2 separate regions of the Homo sapiens genome follow, and region 1 is linked to region 2. A link is an interaction called in ENCODE POLR2A ChIA-PET data of the cell type or tissue named here. Cell type or tissue: Caco-2. All regions are shown on one strand. Each heading gives the region's core, and the rest is flanking DNA. Links, peaks and the distances in the headings are about the cores only. Region 1 holds the start of PRKCA-AS1 (PRKCA antisense RNA 1). Region 2 overlaps PRKCA (protein kinase C alpha).

Region 1 (11,507 bases), core at 1,824-9,823, 160 kb before region 2:
ATTGATGAATTAGCATTTATGATAGATTATTTTTCTAGGGATGGAAAAACTTAGGAAAGCCAATGCCTGTTGCCTGCATTAGTATACCTGATAGCTCTGTACAATATATGCTGTCACTCTCTCAGATGGATTGGAAGTATTAGAAACTATCAACCTCTCAAAATTCTGTATTTGAAAATAGTCTTGTATTTTAGATAGATAAAATCAGAAGTCTTCAATATTCTGAGAGCTCCACATAGAAATCAGACTCAGGGCTGGGCGCGGTGGCTCACGCCTGTAATCCCAGCACTTTGGGAGGCCGAGGTGGGCGGATCACAAGGTCAGGAGATCGAGACCATCCTGGTTAACACGGTGAAACCCCGTCTCCACTAAAAAGTACAAAAAAATTAGCCAGACGTGGTGGCAGGCGCCTGTGTCCCAGCTGAGACAGGAGAATGTCATGAACCTGGGAGGTGGAGCTTGCAGTGAGCCGAGATCACGCCACTGCACTCCAGCCTGGGCGACAGAGTGAGACTCCGTCTCAAAGAATAAATAAATAAATAAAAGAGAAGAAATCAGACTCAGTTAGTAGATCGTGCTGGTCTGTCATCATCTACTTTGTTCACTCGTTCGTTTGTGTGTTCATTCCTTTGTTCAATAAACAAGTACCAGCTGTTGGCCTCCTAGTGCCAGGTGCTATGCCAGGCTTGGAGTGAAGGTGAGGACTGGTTCAATATCTCCCCAGTCCCTTTCACTAAACTTTATAGCAAATATATTAATGGATTTCTACCTTGGGAATCTCTCTTTAATTTTATAGGTGATACCAACAGAGATTTTTTTTTTTTGATTAATGATTTTTTTGTTTGTGTTTTCATTATTTGGGGATGCTTTTTCCTATTTATATGAGGAATATTTGTACATGATGAATACTGTGAACACTGCAAAAAGATTTCCCATGAATGAACTCACAAATGGAAACTCAGACGTGGCTGGTCTGTGTTGCTTGTCACTGAAAACTGGACTAAGTCATTATAGCTTTTCCTTGTTTGAGGGATCTTTTGCAGTTGCTGAAACTGCTAAATAAACACTTCAATATAAGAAAATTACACCTTAGCTTAAAAAATATTGTTATTTTTGGTTTCTGAGAGCAGTTATATAAATTTCCTTCCAATTCATTGACATTGTTAGGTAGTTGAACTTTTTGTTTGTTTGTTTGTTTGAGACAGAGTCTCACTCTGTTACTCAGGCTGGAGTGTGGTGGCGCGATCTCGGCTCACTGCAACCTCCACCTCCCAGGTTCAAGCGATTCTCCTGCCTCAGCCTCCCGAGTAGCTGGGACTACAGGCATATACCACCACGCCTGGCTAATTTTTGTATTTTTAGTAGAGACAGGGTTTTACCATGTTGGCCAGACTGGTCTCAAACTCCTGACCTCAGGCGATCCGCCCACCTTGGCCTCCCAAAGTGCTGGGATTACAGGCGTGAGCCACCTTGCCCAGCCAGGTAGTTGAACTTTTGAACTTAACCAGTAAATTACTTTTTCATGTGTGCGCTCTACTCTGGACAGGAGTTTGCTTTTGCTTTGCCTTAGAGATGCCCTTACCCACCCACAGAGCCTGAGTGAGCTGATCTGTGCATAGACTTAGTATTTTCCATGTTTGATAATTGTATATATTCTCTGTTAATTCTGTTTTTGTTTTGTTTGTTTTGTTTTGGGGACAGGGTCTTGCCCTGTCGCCCAGGCTGAAGTGCAGTGGTGCAGTCATGGCTCACTGCAGCCTCAACCTCCTGGGCTCAAGCGATCCTCCTACCTTAGCCTCCTAAGTAGTTGAGAGTATAGTTGTGCCCCTGTAGCACCAACATCTGGCTTTTTTTTTTTTTTTTAAGATAGATTCTTTCTATGTTATCCAGGCTGGTCTTGAATTCCTGGGGTCAAAGGATCCTGCCAAAGTGCTGGGATTACAGGCATGAGCCACTGCGCGCAGCCATGCTTGCAAATTCTTAAGTCTTTAAAAACAGCAGTCTTTGGTCTTTTAGACACACTTAGATGTTTTGAGATTATCTGTGTACTTATTGTTTTGTTAAAAAAACAAAAAACCATGAAAACCCATCCTGAAGTTTTAGTTTGCCTGCCCTCTGGGACAGCTATTCTCAAGGCATGGTCTGTGGACTGCCGGGAGTCTACAAGACCAGAGGGTCTTTAAGGCCAAACCACTTTTCATGGTAGTACTTAGATGCTTTTGTTGTTTTCACTGTTGACAGTTGCCCGAATGGTGCAAAAGCAGAGGTGGACGAAACTGCTTGTGTCTTGGTGTGAGTCAAGGCAGTGGCACAGCCACTAGCGGCCGTCCTGATCTTCCCCTCCCACCAAGTGCAGTAATAAAGGAAAAGAGTCAGTTTCACTTGAGAGTGGCCTTGATGAAGCAGTATTAATGTCATTAAACCCTGACTGTGCTGCAGGGATTCTTGTCTGAGCAATGGGCCGCCTACTTTCTGGTAATTTTTGAGAATATTAAAAAAACCTTACTTTTTATTACTTTTTAAAAATATTCTTTGTAATAAAATGAGAAGTATGGATAAAGTGCCTCTGGACACTGAGAGATCATTATTTTTCAGGAAAAAAAATCTTTTTTTTTTTTTTTTGAGTAATGAATGGAACTAGCCACTATTTTCATGGAACATCACTTTTACTTAGTTTAATTAATTAATTTACTTAAGACTGGGTCTTGTTCCATCACCCAGGCTGGAGTGCAGTGGCACGATCACTGCTCACTGCAGCCTTGACTTCCTGAGCTCAGGTGATCCTCCCACCTCAGCCTCCCAAGGCACACACCACCACATCCAGTTGATTTTTGTATTTTTGGGAGAGACAGTGTTTCTCCATATTGGCCAGGCTGGTTTCGAACTCCTGAGCTCAAGTCGTCCACCAGGCTTGGCCTTCTGAAGTGCTGGGATTACAAGCGTGAGCCACTGCACCTGGCCTATTTTTAAAATTTCTATTTATTTATTTACTTTTGCACTTTTACTTAAAAGAGCGACTGACAAATCAGTTTTTCAGACTTGGGCATTTGTCAGACGTTTTCTTTAAAATGAATAAAGTTAAGGTGTCACTTCAAGGGAAATAACCCTGAGTATTTGTCCTGAGCCCCAGGTTTGTGAACATCTGCCCTTGGAAAATGGGAGAGTCCACACTAGGAGCTGCAGGGACCCATTTGCCCCACAAACTTCTGCAGGGGTTTATGTCTGAGCTATGTGCCACCTGCTTTCTGGTGTCCTTCCTTTGTGAATTTCCCAAGCGCTTTTGACTTACTTTAGTAGCGAGATGGCTGTGTTCTGGGTTTGGGTTAGTAGTTTCATGAAGATACACCACCCTTCCTCTTCCTCTGATCTGTAAGAGATAGGAAAAAACCAAAGTGTTTTTCCTATTCTAATCCAGATCACTTCCTCCATGGTCTCTAAAACGTGAGGATTTCTCCACACCAGCAGCCAATCCGTTCCCCAGCAGATACCAGCCATTAGAGATGGGAAGAACCGAGGCGTTCTTCCTACTCTGATGCACCACTCAACACAACACTTCAGATACCAGATATGTGGAGATTCTGCACCCCCCACAACACACACACCAAGCAATTCTCCAGCAGACACCAGCTGTGTAGTTCAGTTCAGTTCTGACGCTGCCCACCTGGCAGTAGTGTCAGATCCCACAAGTTAAGGGCTCAGTCCCAAGAGACTACTGCTTCTCTCCTCAGATGCCAACGTAAATCGCCAGATTGTGACCTGTGCTCCTGACTGACTGTCTCTAACTTTGGCTTCCCATCACCCCTTCTCAGGCTCAGTTCATCTACTAGGGCAGCTCACAGAACTTAGGCAAATACTTATATTTGCTGATTTATTATAAAGGATATTTCAAGGGATACAGATGAACAGCCAGAAGGAAGAGATGCACAGTAGGGCATGTAGGCAGGGGGGTGGAGTATCCATGCCCTTTCCAGATGTGCCAGCCTCCTGGCACCTCAGCAACCAGGAGCTTGTCTGTTATGTAGACATGATTGATTACATCATTGACCATTGGTGATCAATTCAACCCGCAGCCTCTCTCCCTTCCCCAGAGGTCAGAGGGTGGGGTTGAGAGTTTCAGCCTCTAATCAGATGATTTTCCTGGCAACCAGCCACCTACGCATCAGGAGACTATTGAGGAGCCCACCAAGTGTCGCCTCATTAGAACAAAAGAAGCTCCCATTACCCAACAGATTCCAAAAGATTTTGCAGCTCTGTGTCAGACACTCCGGTCTCTCAGGAAATTACAGAGCTCTTATGAGCTCTGTGTTAGGAACTGGGGTCAAAGATTAAGTATCAGGGCTGGGTGTGGTGGTTCACGTCAGTAATCCCAGCATTTTGGGAGGCCAAGGCAGGCAGATCACTAGAGGTCAGGAGTTCGAGGTCAGCCTTGCCAACATGGCAATACCCCGTCTCTACTAAAAATACAAAAATTAGCTGAGCATGGTGGCAGGCACCTGTAATCTCAGCTACTGGGGAGGCTGAGGCAGGAGAATCGCTTGAACCAGGAGGCAGAGGTTGCAGTGAGCCAGGATTGCACCACTGCTCTCCAGTCTGGGTGACAGAGTGAGACTGCATCTCAAAAAAAAAAAAAAAAGATTAAATATGAGAACGAAAGATGCATATAAATAGATAGGGACGTAATTTCCCTATCTATTTATAAGGGTTTCAGGAGCTCTACATCAGGAACTAAATGTATACCAGTGATATGGTTTGGATCTGCATCCCCACCCACATCTCATAGGAATTGTGATCCCCAGTGTTGGAGGTGGGGTTTGGTGAGAGGTGATTAGATCATGGGGGTGGATCCTTCAGGAATGGTTTAGCCCCATCACCTTGGTGCTGTGAGTGAGTTCTCACGAGATCTGGTCGTTTAAAAGTGTGTAGCACCTCCCTGCTCCCTCTTTCTTCCTCCTGCTTCTGCCATGGAAAATGCCTCCCTCCCGCTTTGCCTTCTGCCATGATTGTAAGTTCCCTGAGGCCTCCCCAGAAACGTGTCACCATGCTTCCTGTACGGCCTGTGGAACTGTGAAGCAATTAAACCTCTTTTCTGTATAAATTACCCAGTCTCAGGTATTTCCTTATAGCAATGAGAGAACAGATGAATACAACCAGAGGCCAAATACATATTTCTTATTACACAGCATCATACTTTGCTTCACATGTGTATAACCAAGGATGTTTTTGCTTGTCTTATATGGTATGACCAGCTTGGCAGTGGATCTAACCTTTTAGGACTTTTGCTACTAACTCTGCTTGGTTTCTGTTTGTGTGTGACAATGTGATTCAAGCAGATGTTATAGTCTGGTGAACGCCAGGTGTACTGTACTGGAGAAAATAGAAAAAGTCAGGGGCTGGTTTGATATCTTGTGGTCTTCCTGCATGTACTATATGCCAGGAGACTTACTTCATAGTAAGACATACTATGAAGCCACTAGAAATTGTTTTTAAAGACTAGTTTAGTGACATGATGTTAAGAAGAGTGGCAAGGTACAAATGCCTATAAATAGACCAGAATGAAAATATACTTAAATGTACCTGGAGAAAAAGGCCAGAAGGAAGTGCGCCAACATGATAACGTTTATCTCTCGGTGCTCATAGAATGAGTAGTTTTTTTTTTCTTTATACTCTTCCACATTTTCCAAATTTTCACAAATGGGCTTGGATTACTTTTATAATCAGTAATTTAAATAAACCTTTTAAAAGCACAGCTTGTCTATATTTCATAGTAAAGTCTAGATAATCTCTGCTGACTTTAAATTCAGCAGTATTATATACTTAACTATGATTGAGCTAAAAGATGCTGTCATTGAATTTTTAATTTTGATACGATGTCCATTTAGAAAATAAGTTAGAACCTCCTTTGGACTTTTTCCCTCAGTGAACAGCTTATATCAAATTAGCATGAGGTTGATTCTGAATTGGCTCACACTTGAAGTGAATGTCCTTTGTAATTTTCAAAGTGATCAGTGAGGGATTAGAAGCTTGCTGTAAAGTGGCAGTTTACCTACACTTGCTCAGCTGTAAATTATTAACTTTTGGCCCAAAGGTAGCCCTGGAAGTCCTGAGCTATTCATTCAGGAGCACGGTAGGCAGAGGCCAATGACCTTAAAACCAAACGGCCAGATTTCTAAGCGCAGTCTTAAAGCATTCTTCTTTGTTTCCACAAAGATCAAAGATATCCTTAAATCGATGTTAGAGAAAGCGTTCAAAGAAGTGTTCAGCTTCAAAGAAAAAAAAGTGGTAAGCTTTCTAGCCCTTTCCAGCTCGAAGTGCCCTGGGGTCTGTTGGTTTCTGGGTAGGTTGGGCGATAGGGACTTTGCCTGGTTGCCTTTTTTGCGTCTGCTTCCTCATCTGTGAAATGGGGATAACAACAGTGCCTGCTCAAACTTGTTGGGTGGACTGAATGAATCCGTCCATATAAAATGCCTGGCACATAAGCACTCATCAGCTGTTGTTATAATTAAGGTCAGTCCTTGAAAGGCTTAAAGAAACCTGGGCAGGAGGCTGCTGTAAGTGACAAGCCACCCACACTGTCAGGCTGCATGCATTCCCATTCGTTAGGTGCCTCTTTGGGAATTCTGGATACTGACTGGCACACAGTGGGCATTCTGTAAATGGTGGTTAAATGGATGAATGAACCGGTAAGACCCCCTCCCTCACTATGGGTTTCTCTTACTCATCTGTAACTAATTCCAAAGTCTACCATCATGAAAGAGCCTGCACTGTTGTCACCTGCCTCTACTGAGGTGGCTGATAGACTAGCTGCTGCTGGTGTCTATCACACAGGCTACAGGTCCTGGACCCCTGCAGGATGGGCAACCACCATCCTGACTGGCTGAGAGTGGACACCCAGGAAAAGATGGGTGTGGGCCATGCAGAAAGCTGCAGCGGAATGGCATTAGTGCAACTCCACGTGTGTGCCCGACGTGCTGGAACAGGGAGAGGGAAGCAGAGGCAGCGTAGTGTCAGAAGCGTACACAGGCAGAGGTGGCTAGGGGAGTGGGGAGCATCCATGTGGCCGGCAGCTGGGGACTGACAGGCACAGCTGGATCCTCTCCCACCGTGTAGCCACCTGCCCAAACTCCACTAAGCCTTTTCAAGGACTGACCTTAATTATAACAGCTGATGAAGCTTATTGTGTGCTGGGCATTTTACATAGATGAGTTCAGTCAATCCACCCAATAGTCTCAAGCGGGTGCTGTTGTTATCCCTAGTTTAGAGATATCAAAGAAGTTGAACAAGCCCCATCACAGGAAAAAGGAGGTGCTGGGATTTGATCCCTGGCAGCCTGACTCTGAAGCCTGTGTAACCTTGTGCTTCCTCCTCCTGCTGGAAACATCCTGTTCCTGTGTGTGGACTGCACACCCCGGGTGCCAGAAACCTCACTGTGGATTGTCTGTCTGAGATCTACCCTGTCCATGTGTCACAGTATTGGAAAAGGTTCTGGAACTCTGGCCTTTGTCTCAAAAAAAGTTGGGGGTGGGTGGGCGGTCTCGCTCTGTCACCTAGGCTGGAGTGCAATGGCGCGATCTCGGCTCACTGCAACCTCCGCCTCCTGGGTTCAAGTGATTCTCCTGCCTCAGTCTCCTGAGCAGCTGGGACTACAGGTGCCCCCTACCACGCCCAGCTAATTTTTGTATTTTTGGTAGAGATGGGGGTTTTGCCATGTTGGCCAGGCTGGTCTCAAACTCCTGAGCTCAAGTGATCCATTTGCCTCGGCCTCCCAAAGTGCTGGAATTACAGGTGTGAGCCACCGTGCCCAGCCTGGCCTTTTTTTTTTTTAATACAATAAAAAGATTAATTGAAAATTATTAAATCCATAGCATAGTTTACTGCAGTTTACCGTATTGTTCAATTTAGGTATAATTACAGATACAGGTGCCCTAATACCACAAAACTGTCTGGCTAGTGTGAACTTTGGTCCCTAAAGATCTGGTGAAATCCCTAGCCAGGTGCAGCAGAGGAATTTGTCTTTGCCTGGATTATCATCTTTGGTTCTTACTGTCCTGTGTTGCCTCTGTGGCCCATCCATTCCTAGGCTGCAAGGATGGCTTCAGGCCATTTCTGCTTGTAGAGACTTGCATTCTCTCTCTGGAATTGCTCTAAGCTTAGATTTTCAGTTGAGCAAACACTCATCACATGTACCTGCAGAGAGCTCCTGCTGTCTCTTTTCTCAGTTGCATACCACCCCAGGTAAGGAGGGTCCCTCTGCCTCCAGTGTCACTGCAAAGCGACAGCTACCTGTTGCCCATTGCCCAGGCTCACGTTTGGTCTTTTGTTTGGCTGCCTCTCAGGTAGTGGAAGGTGAAACACAGGACTTTTCCTGATAGAGATAGTTATTCCTCTGTTGAAATCCAATTTAAATATCGTTCTCTTCATGGCAAAAAAGAGTCCTAGAGTTGCTCAGGCCATTCTTTGGTTCACAGTCCCCAGGATGCATGCAACTGGGATTTTTCTTAAACTACTTACCTCTTTTATTTCTATGGTAACTCCCATGCTAGGAATACAAAACACAAATCTGCACAGCAATGTTGCACACTCTCTGTTTTATTTTCCCCAAATTAGCCATGTTTGAGCGTGGACCTCTTCATGGGCAGTGAGGATCACTCAGCACACATTTCTGTAAACTTTTTGGTGCGCGTGGGTTTTACTGTCTTCTGTTGAAGCTGTGTCCCCCATTTGGAAGGACGTGCAGGTGTGAAGGAAGGACAGTTCTTGCTGAAAAAGATGGGAATGGCTTGCAGATGTCTGTGGATTAAGCAGATCTAAAAGCTATGAGAAAACTGCCTACTTGTGTGTGTGCGCGTATGTGTATAGTAAATGTATATATGCATATATTTTATATTGACATTCTGTAGATATGTTTGAATACAGAAACTTGTTTTTACTCCGACTACTGAATCCAGAAGTACCAAATAATATACAGTAAACAGTAAAACCAAGATTTAAGGTTGTGTCAAAAAGGTACAGTGATTCAGTCATATCCATTTGTCATTTGTTTTAGCCTTTTTTTTTTTTTTGAGATGGAGTCTTGCTCTGTCACCAGGCTGGAGTGCAGTGGCGCGATCTCAGCTCACTGCAACCTCTGCCTCCCGGGCTCAAGCAATTCTCCTGCCTCAGCCTCCTAAGTAGCTGGGACTTACAGGTGCATGTCACCACGCCTGGCTAATTTTTGTATTTTTAGTAGAGACGGGGTTTCACCATATTGGCCAGGGTGGCCTCGATCTCCTGACCTCAAGTGATCTTCCAGCCCCAGCCTCCTAAAGTGCGGGATTATAGGCACGAGCCACTGCTCCCAGCCGGTTTCAGCGTTTTTCTTTGTTTGTTTGTTTTTTAAGAGGGAGTCTCACTCTGTTGCCCAGGCTGGAGTGCAGTGGCGCGATCTCGGCTCACTGCAAGCTCCGCCTTCTGTGTTCACGCCATTCTCCTACCTCAGCCTCCTGTGTAGCTGGGACTACAGGCGCCCACCATCACGCCCGGCTAATTTTTTTTTTTTTTTGTATTTTTAGTAGAGAAGGGGTTTCACCGTGTTAGCCAGTATGGTCTTGATCTCCTGACCTCGTGATCGCCCACCTCAGCCTCCCAAAGTGCTGGGATTACAGGCTTGAGCCACTGCACCTGGCCTCAGCATTTTTTGAGTGTTTTTCTTTCTGCAGTTGATCAGTTGGATCCTCCATATCTTGCGTATATACATGGGCTCAATTATTATGTTAGGATAATCAAATAAGAATACTAGTTCAATGATTAGCACTGAGTGGTTGTTAGGCAGTCATGTGCTCAACACTGATGTCACCTCTTTCTGTAAGCATACTGAGTAGAGACATTTTTTAGGTTTAAATTGACTTAAATGAAAGTGAATAAAAAGGCCTTTTCAAAAGAATGGGTTTGAAAAACCTCAGTACCCTTTAATACATGTACATTTCTTTCCTTTCTTCATTTAATATAACATGTGTCTGTTGTAACTGTGTTTCTTAAATGTTATTTTAAGGTTATATGTTCTTTAATTATGGTCAAATATAATTTGGTCACCAAAAACGAAATAATAGTTTAAAACAAGTAGCTGTTACTAAGGGTGCTAAAAATACTCATTTTATAATTAATTTTTAAAGTTTTCTTAGTATATTATAAATTGTGCCCTGGTCAAGTACAAATGTACACATCAAAATGCCCATATTGTATCTGTCTTTAGTCACTTGATGTGAATTATATGTGAATTTTTTTTGGTTCAAAGTTTTACTAACCAGAATTAAACACTCCGCATGAGAAAAACGGCACAACACAATCTTGAGGTCCCTTCTGAATCATCAGATTATATTATGCTTCATATGTTAAAGAAAAAAGAAACCTGCCTACTTTATTAAACTTACAAGTTTAATAGAGTCTTGGAGATTGATGTCTTGGGGCATGATTGGGAAAGTCTCCAAGGCATAGGTCCATCCATGTATTTCTTCATTTATTGACATCTTGTGCCCAGCACTTACTGAGCCACAGCAATGTGTAGTAAACATAATGCGTCCTCAGTCAGTGTTTGTTGAAGGGGTAAACAAACCCCATTCTGGGTTGTGTTCTTTTTTTTTTTTTTTTTTTTTTAAATATGAGACGGAGTCTTGCTCTGTCACCAGGCTGGAATACAGTGGCGCAATCTCGGCTCACTGCAGCCTCCGCCTCCTGAGTTCAAGCGATTCCCCTGCCTCAGCCTCCCAAGTAGCTGGGACTGCAGAAGTATGCCACCACGCCCGGCTAATTTTGTATTTTTAGTAGAGACGGAGTTTCACCATGTTGGCCAGGATGGTCTTGATCTCCTGACCTGGTGATCCACCTGCCTTGGCCTCCCAAAGTGCTAGGATGACAGGCGTGAACCACCACACCTGGCCAGGGGACATGTTCTTAAAGTTTATGAAGCATCAGCTTTGTCTAAGCTTTAGTCAAGAGTCAGAACTAATACAGATGGTCCCAACTTAGCATGGTTTGGCTTAAGATTTTTCAACTTCATGACGGTGTAAAAGTGATAGAAATTCAGTAGAAATTGTACTTCAAGTACCTGTACGACCATTCTGTTTTTCATTTTTCAGCACAGCATTCAGTAAATACACAAGATACTTAACATTTTATTATCAAATAGGCTTTGCATGAGATGATTTTACCCAACTGTAGGCTCATGTAAGTGTTCTGTGGACGGTTAAGGTAGGCTCGGCTACGATATGGTGTTAGGTGTATTAAATGCACGACAATACTTTCAATATATGGTGGTTTTTCGGGATGTAACCCATTCTAGGTTGAGGAGCATGGAGCATTTGTAGTCAGAGGGAAGAAAAGACATTTGGAGGATTTTGACTGGCGATTTTTATCATTTTGAGACCAGTTTTGGACTAAGAAGACAGTCAAATCAATGTTCTCTTTTGGCCTGAAGTTTTGGAATTCAGTGATGTCGTTGTCCCCTGCATTCCCCTCCTTTGTGGAATTTCAAA
Region 2 (11,507 bases), core at 1,598-9,597:
TGTAAAGGAAAATGTTAATACATTGGACTGCATTAAATAATAGACCAGCAGAGGTCTGGCGTGGTGACTCATGCCTGTAATCCCAGAACTTTGGGAGGCTGAGGCAGGCAGATCACTTGAGGTCAGTAGTTCGAGACTGGCCTGGCCAACACGATGAAACCCCATCTCTAGTAAAATTATAAAATTAGCTGGGCATGGTGGCACACACCTGTAATCCCAGCTGCTAGGGAGGCTGAAGCATGAGAATCACTTGAACCCCAAAGGCAGAGGTTGCAGTGAGCTGAGATGGCACCACTGCACTCCAGCCTAGACGACAGAATAAGACTCTGTCTCAAAAAACCCCCAAAAAATAGATGTGCAGAGTCTTTATTTGTGGTAGAGGTTAGTGTTTTCCCCACTACATTTTCCACCAGCTTGTTCTGGGAGCTGCTTTTGGGTGCTGGTGAGGAGTAATTCGTGGTTTAGGAAGCTTGAGTGCGGGTGCTGGGTCCTCTGCTTGTTGCTCAGCAGGGTACTGGAGGCCAGGAAGGCTGGCGCTGCAGAAATCTGTCTTCAGTGCACTTACTGCTGTTGCCATGGACAGCTCATTCGTATAGCTGGTGTGGAGCTAATGAAGTAGGGATGTTTTTAAAATGAAATTTTAAAAATGGGGTTTGAGAAGTACATAAACAGTTCATTGTGGCATAAAATGACATTATAATCATTTAATTTTGAGATGATTTAAAAATCATTTCCTCATGTTCCATGTTCTACAGCTTACCAGTCAGGAAAAAGGATAATTTTGTGGGACTCAATGAAGTGATGAAATTGAGAACAAAGCCTTTCATCTTTGGACTTACACTTCCATGTTCCTAAAAGAGTTAGGCAGGGATATGTAGGTAAATCAAAGACTGGAAACGTAGGGTCTTTGGAAACTTTTTTCTGGGTCATCTTTTTAGTCTTAAAGCTAAGCCTTCAGTTGCCAAGCAGTGGTTTTTTTAATGAATGAGGCTGGTCAATAGGATATCTATATTTTAAAAACCTCAACCACAAGTAACACCCTACACAAAAACCAATTACAGATAGATAGTAGACCTAATTGTAAAACAATAAATGTTCTAGAAAATGACAGAGAACATGTTTATGAAGTTGAGGTACAAAATAATTTTGTAAACAGGATCTAAATAGAACTAACCCTAAAGGAAAAGATTAATCAGGCATTTTTGTTAATTGAAACATCAAAGAATGAAAGGTAGACTGGTATTGGGGGAAGATATTTGCTACACTTATACCTGTTAAAGGGCTTGTGTCCTGAATTTAAAAAAAAGGTCAGGTGCGGTGGCTCACACCTGTAATCCCAGCACTTTGGAGGCCGAGGCAGGCGGGGATCGCCTGAGGTCAGGCGTTCAAGACAGCCTGGCCAACATGGTGAAACTCTGTCTCTACTAAAAATACAAAAATTAGCCAGGCATGGTGGCAGGCACCTGTAATCCCAGCTACCTGGGAGGCTGAGACAGGAGAATCGCTTGAACCCAGGAGGTGGAGGTTGCAGTGAGCTGAGACCATGCCACTGCACTCCAGCCTGAGCAAGAAGAGTGAAACTCCATCTCAAAAAAAAAGAAAACCTCCTCCTACAGATCAGTAAGAAAGACAATCCAGTAGAAAAATGGGGAGGAGATTTGTAAACTTCATGAAAGAGGATATAAAAATGGACAATAAACATAAAGTGTTCAACCTGGGTCATCAGGGGAATGCAAATTAAAACTGCAATGGGATGTCACCAGCAGTCGTAAGAAAGAATAAAATGAAAAAGACCACAGTACTAAGTGTTGGTGAGGACATGCTCCTGGTATGCAAATTGCTATAACCACTTTAGAAAACTGTCAGTATTGACTAAAGCTGAATACACACTCCTGTCAGACAGCAATTCTTCTCGTAGGTGGATCCCCAAAAGAAACATGCATGTGTACCCCAAAAGTCATGCCCAAAATGTTCACAGAAGTATTATTCATAATTGCCTTAACCTGGAAACAACTCAGATGTTCCTCACATGTAGAATGGATTTTTTTGTATAATCCTATCATGGGGTACTGTGCAGCCCTGAATGAAAAACCTGTTATGTGCAACAAAAGTGTGATGTCTTGCAGACATAACACTGAGAGAAAGAACCCAGGCACAGAATTGTTTTCTGTATATAAAACTCAAAAAGAGGCAACACTCATCTCTAGTGCCTAGGGGTCAAGGTAACCACATCTTGCTGGGGAGAAGAGTGACTAGAACAGGCACAAGGGGACTTCTGGGGCTCTCGTTCCATTCTGACGATGGACGGGTTTGTGGATACACAGGCGAGATTATGTTGTGAGAATCCATCAGGCTGCATATTATGACTTGTGCATGTAAAACATGTATGCTACACCTATTAAAACGTGTTTGTTTTAGAAATGCCTTCAGTATGTACAGCTATGATAGATCAACAGAAAAAATAAAACACTTTAAAATTTCTTTAAAAATTTTTAAAAAGCAGTGCCTTCAAACACCCAGGCTATTGTGCAGCGTGTTGCTACTGTCTGTGATGCCTGCGAGGCATGGGTGAGAGGAGGAGGCGGTGCCAGTGAGTAGAGTGAGATCGTGATATTGCTAAATCACTTTCTTAGGGTGTGAAAGACTCTGCTTTAGCTCTTTTTCGGGCTTTTCTGCCATGCCTTACTAGTTTTGGCAGTTTTCCTATTAAAATTATATGTAATGTCTTGATATAACTGTGCTCGTCTGGAGCTGTGTATTTAAATAGCTGTAAACTTCTCAACCCAAATTGTGGGAATTAAATTTCCATTAGCAGATTGGCAGCATAATCTGGTGGGATGTTCTCTGGGCCCAAAGCCAAGAGCCCTGGGTTCTAGTTACAGCTTCTAGTCCTGACCTGGAGCATGTCACTCAGCCATCCTCCGTGGGTACCTCCTCCTGAAAATAATATTAAATCTACATATGGAAATCACATCCACCCACCTCTAAGGTTGCTGTGAAGGTAAGGGAAGGTAATATCTGTGAGCACTGTTTGCAAATTGCAACTGCAGAGTCATAAATCTGTTTGCATAAACCACACATTCCAGAGGGGTTCTAATCGTGTTTACATATACTTCTTAAATTTCGTACTAAATGTCTGTAGATATGAAGATGTGAAAACAAAAGCTCAGTGAGAAAGTAACCAACAGAATGGAGGAATTCTGGAGAAGTCCTAACATGTAGTGTTTTCCCATTCCTAATCCCTATCATCTTGTGGCATTGCGTGTACTTATTTCTGTGTTTTCACATTATTAACTGACCATTTTGGATGGTTGAATATACAGGAGAGGTGCTGGTTCAGGAAATAATTGTTTTTTTTTAATCCATATTTCAAAAGTAATTCTTGTCGGTATATACAAATATGTTTAAGTTTTATTATTTGCCTTTTAACAAATTACAACATGCCACATTAGGAATAAGTTTGACACACCTTAATCATTTTAAGTCTTATTATCACTAAAATTTGCAGCATTCTCCTTCATGGAAGAAAAAGTTAATTTGGTGGAACCTTTAGTCAAATTAATTGGTCAGAAGAAATACTGTATACTTAACTGAAAGAGGGAAAAAAACCCCATGTTTTAATGAACTTAAATTTAATTGAACAACCTTCCTCAATCAATGTTTTAGAAATTGTTTTTCTCAGGAAACAAACTATTGACCTAGGCAAGTGGTTTAAAAACTTTTGTTTGACGGTAGACATATACTTTTGCAAATAAAACCTTCCACGGAACCTGAGTCCGTAGAGCAGATAAAAGACCACTCTGAAGCAGGGGTAGGAGTGGAGAAGGTAGAAAAATGGGTGGTAGATCTTACCACTGAGTGTTTTGCTTTTGAAATACGAAGCCTGTTGGATGCCATGGAAAGCCAGATAACTATTACTCTGTATGATAGTGCAGGGAACGTTCTGTGTGTGGTTGTGTTATGTTGACATTCCATCCAGTGTGCCACTCCGTATAATTCCGTCTGACGTGCCACTCCATATAATTGGGATGCTGTCTGTTCACTTAGCTGATAGAGGTGGGATTCAGAGACTGTGGTGTCTGTGATGCTGTGATCCTAGACATGGTAAGTGCGTAATACCTCTAGATGCTGATAGATTAAGCTATGATTGAATTTATAGTTTCCAGAATGAATATTGTACTTTGAGAGGCTATAAAGAATATCAGGCTGGGCATGGTGGCGCACGCCTGTAATCCCAGCACTTTGGGAGACAGAGGTGGGCGGATCACCTGAGGTCAGGAGTTCGAGACCAGCCTGCCCAACATGGCAAAACCCCATCTCTACTAAAAGTACAAAAATTAGCCAGGCGTGGTGGTGGGCACCTGTAATCCCAGCTACTCAGGAGGCTGAGGCAGGAGAATAGCTTGAACCCGGGAGCAAGAGGTTACAGTGAACCAAGATTGCACCATGACACTCCAGTCTGGGCCACAGAGCAAGGCTCCATCTCAGGGGGAGGAAAAAAAAAAGAATATCAGTAACTGAGAAAATACGCAAGATGAACCACCTTTCCAGAAATGTTCCAGTTAGTCAAATTATCCTGGTAACCCACAGCTCACTGCAGCCTTAATCTCCTGGGCTCAAAAGATCCTCCCACCTCAGCCTCCCAACTAACTGGGACCATAGGTGCACAACACCATGCCTGGCTTTTTGATTTTTTTGTAGAGATGGGCTCTTGCCACATTACCCAGGCTGGTCTCAAACTTCTGGGCTCAAGCAGTCCTCCTGCCTTGGCCTCCTAAAGTCCTGGGTCATGAGCCACCCCACCTGGCCCTGAGGCTTTTCTGACTAAAATATTTTAAAATGTTATATATTTTTAAAACTAGTTTTTGCTATAGTATGAGATGAATATCTGTCCCCTTTTGAGTAAATTTCAATTAAAAAATACAGAGTCCTGTAATTCAGTGATAAGGGAGCTGGGGAGGCCCTTACTTTCAAACCTGAAGAATTACATCTGCTTCCCAAGAACTGCTTTCTTGGGAACTTTTAAAAGTATGTATTTGTTTTTGTGAGTTTGTAAGAGCTGCGTTCTGTCTACAGAGGAACTTGTTAATGAATCCCTCCTCTTATGATATTTTATATAGAAATGCTTGGTTTGTGGGTTGCGCCCATGACATACACTCTGGGAAATAAGAAAATTATAGACAAACCAAAATAGAAAGCAGCTCCTCTCTCAAGGTGAGTTCAGCAGTTGTCAGTGGATAAAAGGACCTTGTAATGAGCAGCTAAGCCCACACTCCTGAAATGCCTTTTCATTGCAAGAGTGAAAACGAGAGATAAAGGAGGTTTTTTCCTGAGTAATTCTAGCTTGCCTAGCACGCTATGAGCAACAGATAGAGGCCAACTTTAAAATCTCCATGACTGAATTATACCACCAAAACTTGTGATCAGTTCGTTTTCTGCTGAAATCAGGAATACATGGGTCATTAATATCAAGTAGAATAGAAAAGAGAAAAGCAGTACCTAAACGCAACCATCTTTTTTATCCTCAGTTGGAAAAGTGTCTGTTTTCTTCTAATTATAAAGATGCTGCATGCTCATTACAGGAAGTTCTAAGAGTATCAAAAAGTGTGAAGAATTAAAGATTAACCAAAATTCTGGGAAAAGATTGTTATAACAATGTTGACAGGCATTTACAACAAAGCATAACATTATTCTTTGACATTATGCTTTGTTGTTGTTTTTAACAAGCTATATCTAGCTTCCTATTATTTTCATTTTGAAGTGCGACATTCACCCATCAGAATATACACTGAACTCATAAAAATATTCCATGTTTCAAAAGATGAAATACAACCTTTAAATAAACACCTAGAAAAATGGCCTCCCTGGGCACAGGGGTGCATGCCTGTAGTCCCAGCTCCTCGGGAGGCTGAGACTGGAGGATCACTTGAGGCCAAAGAGTTTGAAACCAGCCTGGGTTTAACACAGACCCCCATCTCTAAAAAATGAATTTATTTTAAAATTTTTTATATGGCCCGAAGGGTATTAAAGACAACAATGTAAAACAAGATCCTGCTTATTAAGTTAATGAAATCACAACACCCAGGGTTGACAAGGGAGCCAAAAATGGCAGTCTTTTTCTGTCTTATGGCCTATACGTTGATATGGTATATTTGGAAATGAATTTGGTGATATGTATCAATAAGCTTTACTGTTTATAATCTTGATCTGAGAACTTCATTTTTATATTTATTTGCCTAAAGAAAGACTATATTTATAAGGGTGTTTGTGTTGAAATGGTCATTCCAGTGGAAATGGCCTACATGGAATGGGCTGTACCTCAGCTGGACTTCAATTCAAATGGCTGTCTGCCAGCTCCGAGCCTTGGACAAGTCACTTAACCTCTAACCCTCAGTCAGTCTCTATATTTTTAAATGGGGACGACAATAATCCCTGTCTCAGAGTGTTTTTATGAAGATTACAATGTAATTTAATATGCAAAGCACTTAGAACCCTGTCTAGCACGGAGAAACAGCGCAGTTGTCACCCCTTCTCTGCAGGGGATACATTCCAGGGACCCCCGTGGAAGCCTAAAACTCCAATAGTGTCAACTCTGTATAAGCAGGTTGATTATCCCTAATCTGAAAATTTGAAATGTTCTAAAAACCAAAACTCAGCGGTGAAAGGAAATCCCCACTGGAGCATTTCGGATTTTCAGATTGAGGCATTTAACCAGTTAGCATGAAACAGATATTCCAAAATCAAAAAAAAAAAAAAAATCCTAAATTCCAAGCACTTCTGGTCCCAAGCATTTTGGCTAAGGGATACCCAACCTGTACTATGTTTCTTATGCATTAATATGTCTGATCCATTTATAAATTAGGCACAGTAAGAGATTAACAACAATAATAAAATAGAACAATTCTAACAATATACTGTAGTAAAAGTTATGTGAATGGGGTCTCTCCCTCTCTGAAAATATCATACTGTTGATGTTAGCAATCTGGGCATATGAAATTTCACTTATCGGGAATTTTCACCTTTTCACTTAAAGTAATTTCCAGCTTCTCTTTGACATATCTGAATTGCCGGTGTCACCACTCTGGTACTTTAGGGCCATTATGAAGTAAAATAAGGATTCCTTCAGTTCAAGCCCTGTGATACCTCAACAGTTTATCTATAACCGATGGCTACGAAGAGACTAAGAGGCGGTAGCAGCATCTACAGAAGGGGTCTGCTGGACAAAGGGATGATTCGCATCCCAGATGATATAGTGGGATGGTATGAGATTTCATCACACTATTCAGGATTGTGTGTAATTTAAAACTTACAAATTGGGCCAGGTGTGGTAGCTCATGCCTGTGATCCCAGCATTTTGGGAGGCCGCGGTGGGCGGATCACCTGAGGTCAAGAGTTCTAGACCAGCATGGCCAACATGGGTGAAACCCCATCTCTACTAAAAATACAAAAATTAGCTGAGCATGGTGGCGCACACCTGTAATCCCAGCTACTCGGGAGGCTGAGGCAGGAGAATCACTTGAACCCGGGAGGCGGAGGTTGCAGTGAGCCGAGATCGCATCCTTGCACTCCAGCCTGGGTGACAAGAGCGAAACTGTCTTAAAAAAATAAAGTTGTTTATTTCTGGAATTTTCCTTTTAATATATTCAGACTGAGGCTGACCACAGGTAATTGAAACTGGAAAACAAAACCACACATACAGGGATTACTTGGAAACATTGCCTGTTACCACCTTATGCATTGGTGTGAGGCTTGAATGGAGTAACACCTGAGGGCAGTGTCTGGATAGAGTAAACCAGCATTCCATGTTAGATGATATTCTTAGTGTTAGTATTAGTACATAAAACTTAGAAACAGGACCGGGCACGTGGCTCATGCCTGTAATCCCAGCACTTTGGGAGGCCAAGGTGGGTGGATCATGAGGTCAGGAGTTTGAGACCAGCCTAACCAACATGGTGAAACCCCATCTCTACTAAAAATACAAAAATTAGCCAGGTGTGGTGATGCATGCCTGTAATCCCAGCTACTCCGGAGGCTGAGGCAGGAGAAGTGCTTGAACCTGGGAGGTGGAGGTTGCAGTGAGCCGAGATTGTGCCACTGCACTCCAGCCTGGGCGACACACCCAGACTCCATCTCAAACAAAAACTTAGAAACAAATATTCATCTAATAACTGGAGGAAAAGCAAAATAAATTTCAGATGGAGGCTGTGCTATGAAGACTGTCACAGTTGGTTACAACACAGTGTTCATTGTAAGGATACCAAATTTCATGTGCGCGGTTGCTCTACCAAAGGATATGTGCATGGGAAGATGAAGTAAAAGGAGATGTATTCCACAGGTATAGTACCAGCTTCCATGGTGCCTGGCAAAGCATAAAGAAGCTTGGGTTTTGGCCTCTTGAAATTAATTTAAAGCATGAGATGGGCTTAAGCCCATACTATAGAGACCATTAAGATGCAGGAAGAGCTTGATAATTCTGGACCAGTCTATAATTTGAAATAAATGTATTTTGAAGGGCCAAAGCCAGTGGCTCTTTACTGCAGCATGTAATTTGATTCCTATTGGTTTTTGCAAGGTGCTTGAGGACTTTTTTCATGCTGAAATTTCATTTCTGCTGTTCGCAGGACAAGAGAAATTTGATACCCATGTACGACTTGACCAGGCTTGAAATTTCACTTTATTTGATGGTTCGGCTAGTCATATATAAATTAGTGGGTTCAGGCTTCAGTAGGGAACACACACAGAGCCAGCAGCTGTGGCCTGTTCCTGTCTCCTGAGTGAGGAGCATTCACGATGTTCTTTTCACTTAGAGAGGGCTTAGGGAAGATTTATGTGTTCGCTGTCTCTCATTTCTGTTCTCAAACCCTTGTTTTCTCCGTGGAAAATGGTGATGTACTTTTTTTTTTTTTTTTTTTGAGACAGGGTCTTGCTCTTTAACCCAGGCTGGAGTCCAGTGGTGCGATCTTGGCTCACTGCAGCCTCCACCTCCCGGGCTCAGGTGATCCTCCCACCCCAGCCTCCCAAGTAGCTGGCACTGCAGACGATGCACCACCAGCTAAGTTTTGTATTTTTGGTAGAGACGGGGTTTGGCCATGTTGCCCAGGCTGGTCTTGAACTTCTGGGCTGAAGCGATCTGCCTGCCTCTGCCTCTCAGAGTGCTGGGATTACAGGTATGAGCCACCGTGCCTGGCCCTGTGATGCACTTTTAATCACAGCGGTATTTGGTCAAAGGATGGCAGAATAACTAGGCTTGTGGGCTAGGGAGCATCCAGGAGGGACACCTGGTCTTCCGTGAGAGTCCGGCGATGGGGATCTTTGCATCCCTCTCTCACATTGGTCAAGGCCTCATTTCTACTCCTGATGTCTACTCCTGATTTGGGCCTGAGAGGTGCGAGCTCCCTTTCCAGAGTAGAATAAGCAGATGGTGATTCTGAGCAATGTGGGATGTGGACTGCAGCCTGGGCAAGGGAGTCCCTTGAGATGAGTCCTCCATAGCAGCCAGGATGCCACCCTGACTTCTGGCTCTCCTGACTCAGTCCACTTTTAGTCTCTTTTTCTGCAGGCCATGAAATAGCTCAGCCCCTGGCCTGCTTCAGACCTAGAGCTCAGCCAGCCTGCACTTCGGCTCTGGTTACGTCTTGGAGATCTGCTCTGTTTCTAGCCCAGGGAGGTGCGTAGTTTATATGGAAGTGAACTATATCTTTTTAAAAATACATTTCCTTCTTTTCTTTTTTATTGCGTCCATGTATTTAGAGCTAAAGGAGAGGTCCACAGCATGAGTTTATACTTCACCTTAGCCAGAAGTCCCTGCCACATTTATCCTTAGATCAGAGAATGACACTGGAGTGAGGACGGGGTAGTGGGGGGTAGGGAGTGGGGTGCTGCCCTAGCCTGTTCCCAGATGCTGCATAAGTCATCGTTTTCAATCCTGCATGCTTAGCTTCCGACCCCTGTCACCCTGCCACCCCCTCAGAAGCTGCCGCACACCTGCTCTGTGCCATGGACCAGCCAGAGTGCAGGGTTTGTGTCATGCGCCCCCTCCACCCCGTGAGCTCTTTCTTTAACCTTTCTCCTGCAACTCCTCCTCAGCCCCCTTTGAAATGCCAAATTCAGAAGCTGTGTTTCCCTTCCTCAGCCAGCTAACGAGAGACTGAATTTAAAACAAAACAAAACAAAACAAAACAGCCCTCATTGTCTCCCTTTGATATTTGCCTTTCATCTCGTCTGTCCCAGGGTCGGGGCATCCACCTAGGCCAGCACTCTGGAAAGACGCCTCACCTGCAGCAGGTAGAGCCCAGCAAGTCGGTCCAGGCTTCCGCACATGGTCATGTCCCCATGGGTTTGTCCACATGGGTTTGTTTGTCCTTGGAAACCCTTCAGCTCCAGGGAGCCTGAAGTCCTTGGCGAAGGATAAAGTGGAAGGGGAATGCAGCATGAGGGAGTCTTTCTGTTCATATTCACCACCTGAAAATTACAATGGTTCAAGCAGTGCACCTTCTAGACGAGGTGGTCTCAGCAAGCCTTAAAACCATCTGGTCAACAAGAGCAAAACATGTATAAGGCCATGAATGTACCTGGGGCTGGTTTGGTTTGGTTTGCACAAACCACCCCCTCCTCTGAGTGATGTATAAATAAGAAAGTAAACCCATCTCCCTGCCAAGTCATTCTAAAGAAGTAGCCCTGTCTTGGATGCCCATGTTTGTCTTCCACACCCTTTAGTGTAGAAGACATCAGGGCCCACCTCTGCATCCTGGGCCTGTGGTTCCTGTCCTCTTCATCCAGATCTGTGACTGTCGTGATAGTGTCCTAACTGACCGCCTGTCTCTCTGGTCTTGTGCCTCCTCCCAGCCGTCCTCGGGCCCCCTTGCACTGTGGATCACGTCCCCATGCCGACACTCATCTGTTTCGACCTGTGGGTGGCTCCCCGCGCAGCTCGCCAGGCAGGCCTCTGTGAACTGACTCTGAGAGTGCTCTCTGGCCCCACCGTTGCTTCTCACCTCTGCACTTGCAAGAGGCTACTTGTGCTTCTGTGCAGGCTGTGGCCTCTTGGGGCTCCCTGCATCTGTGGTGGCTGCTGCTTTCTGCTCGGAGCATGTGCACATGTGCGTTCCCTAGTCAGTACACAGTCAGCCCCTGCTGTGGCGCTGGCACACAGCAGAGAGCAAGAGAAGTGGCTTTGCCCCCCATTGAACAGACAGAGTAGTAGGGAAGACAGACATCAAGCTAGTCATCACGACCATAATTACGTAATTACCCTTTGTGACAAGAGCTGTGAAGTGGCAGGAAGGAAGCAGACCAGGGTCAAGGATGGCCTTCCTGTGGTGTGATGTGTAAGCTGGAATTTGGGTAGGAAATAGGTGGAGAAAGAGCCTGAAGAAAGATGTTTCCGGAACCTGCGATCAAGATGTGTGAAAGTCGTGATGGGAAAATGAGGATGACGGTAGCAGTGGGTAGGGGTCAGAGGTCACGCTTACCAAGGGTTTACCGTGTCAGGCACGGGTCTGTGTTAC

The links. Peaks named below come from ENCODE experiments on the same cell type or tissue, not always from the same donor. Only the 100,000 strongest peaks of a DNase experiment are listed, where the experiment ranks them.
Region 1: POLR2A ChIA-PET joins it to region 2 with 6 read pairs; 6 of 35 experiments call an interaction of 5 or more read pairs at or near these places.

The regions. Positions count from the first base shown.
Region 1 is chr17:66,409,396-66,420,902 of GRCh38, forward strand. The region is part of intron 2 of PRKCA (protein kinase C alpha); the gene reads left to right. PRKCA-AS1 (PRKCA antisense RNA 1) reads right to left here and starts at 7,459. Exons shown (of 4, transcript NR_110822.1): 1 at 7,148-7,459; 2 at 5,575-6,390; 3 at 3,290-3,367. RefSeq lists enhancers at 4,676-4,970, 6,946-7,445. In Caco-2, for the core only: no CTCF peak of the experiment used is centred there; DNase peaks (open chromatin) are centred at 6,156 and 8,076.
Region 2 is chr17:66,567,981-66,579,487 of GRCh38, forward strand. All of the region lies in intron 3 of PRKCA (protein kinase C alpha), which reads left to right. Among named protein-coding and RNA genes, the nearest start is that of PRKCA-AS1, 160 kb to the left of the region's middle. RefSeq lists an enhancer at 9,580-10,540. In Caco-2, for the core only: no CTCF peak of the experiment used is centred there; no DNase peak of the experiment used is centred there.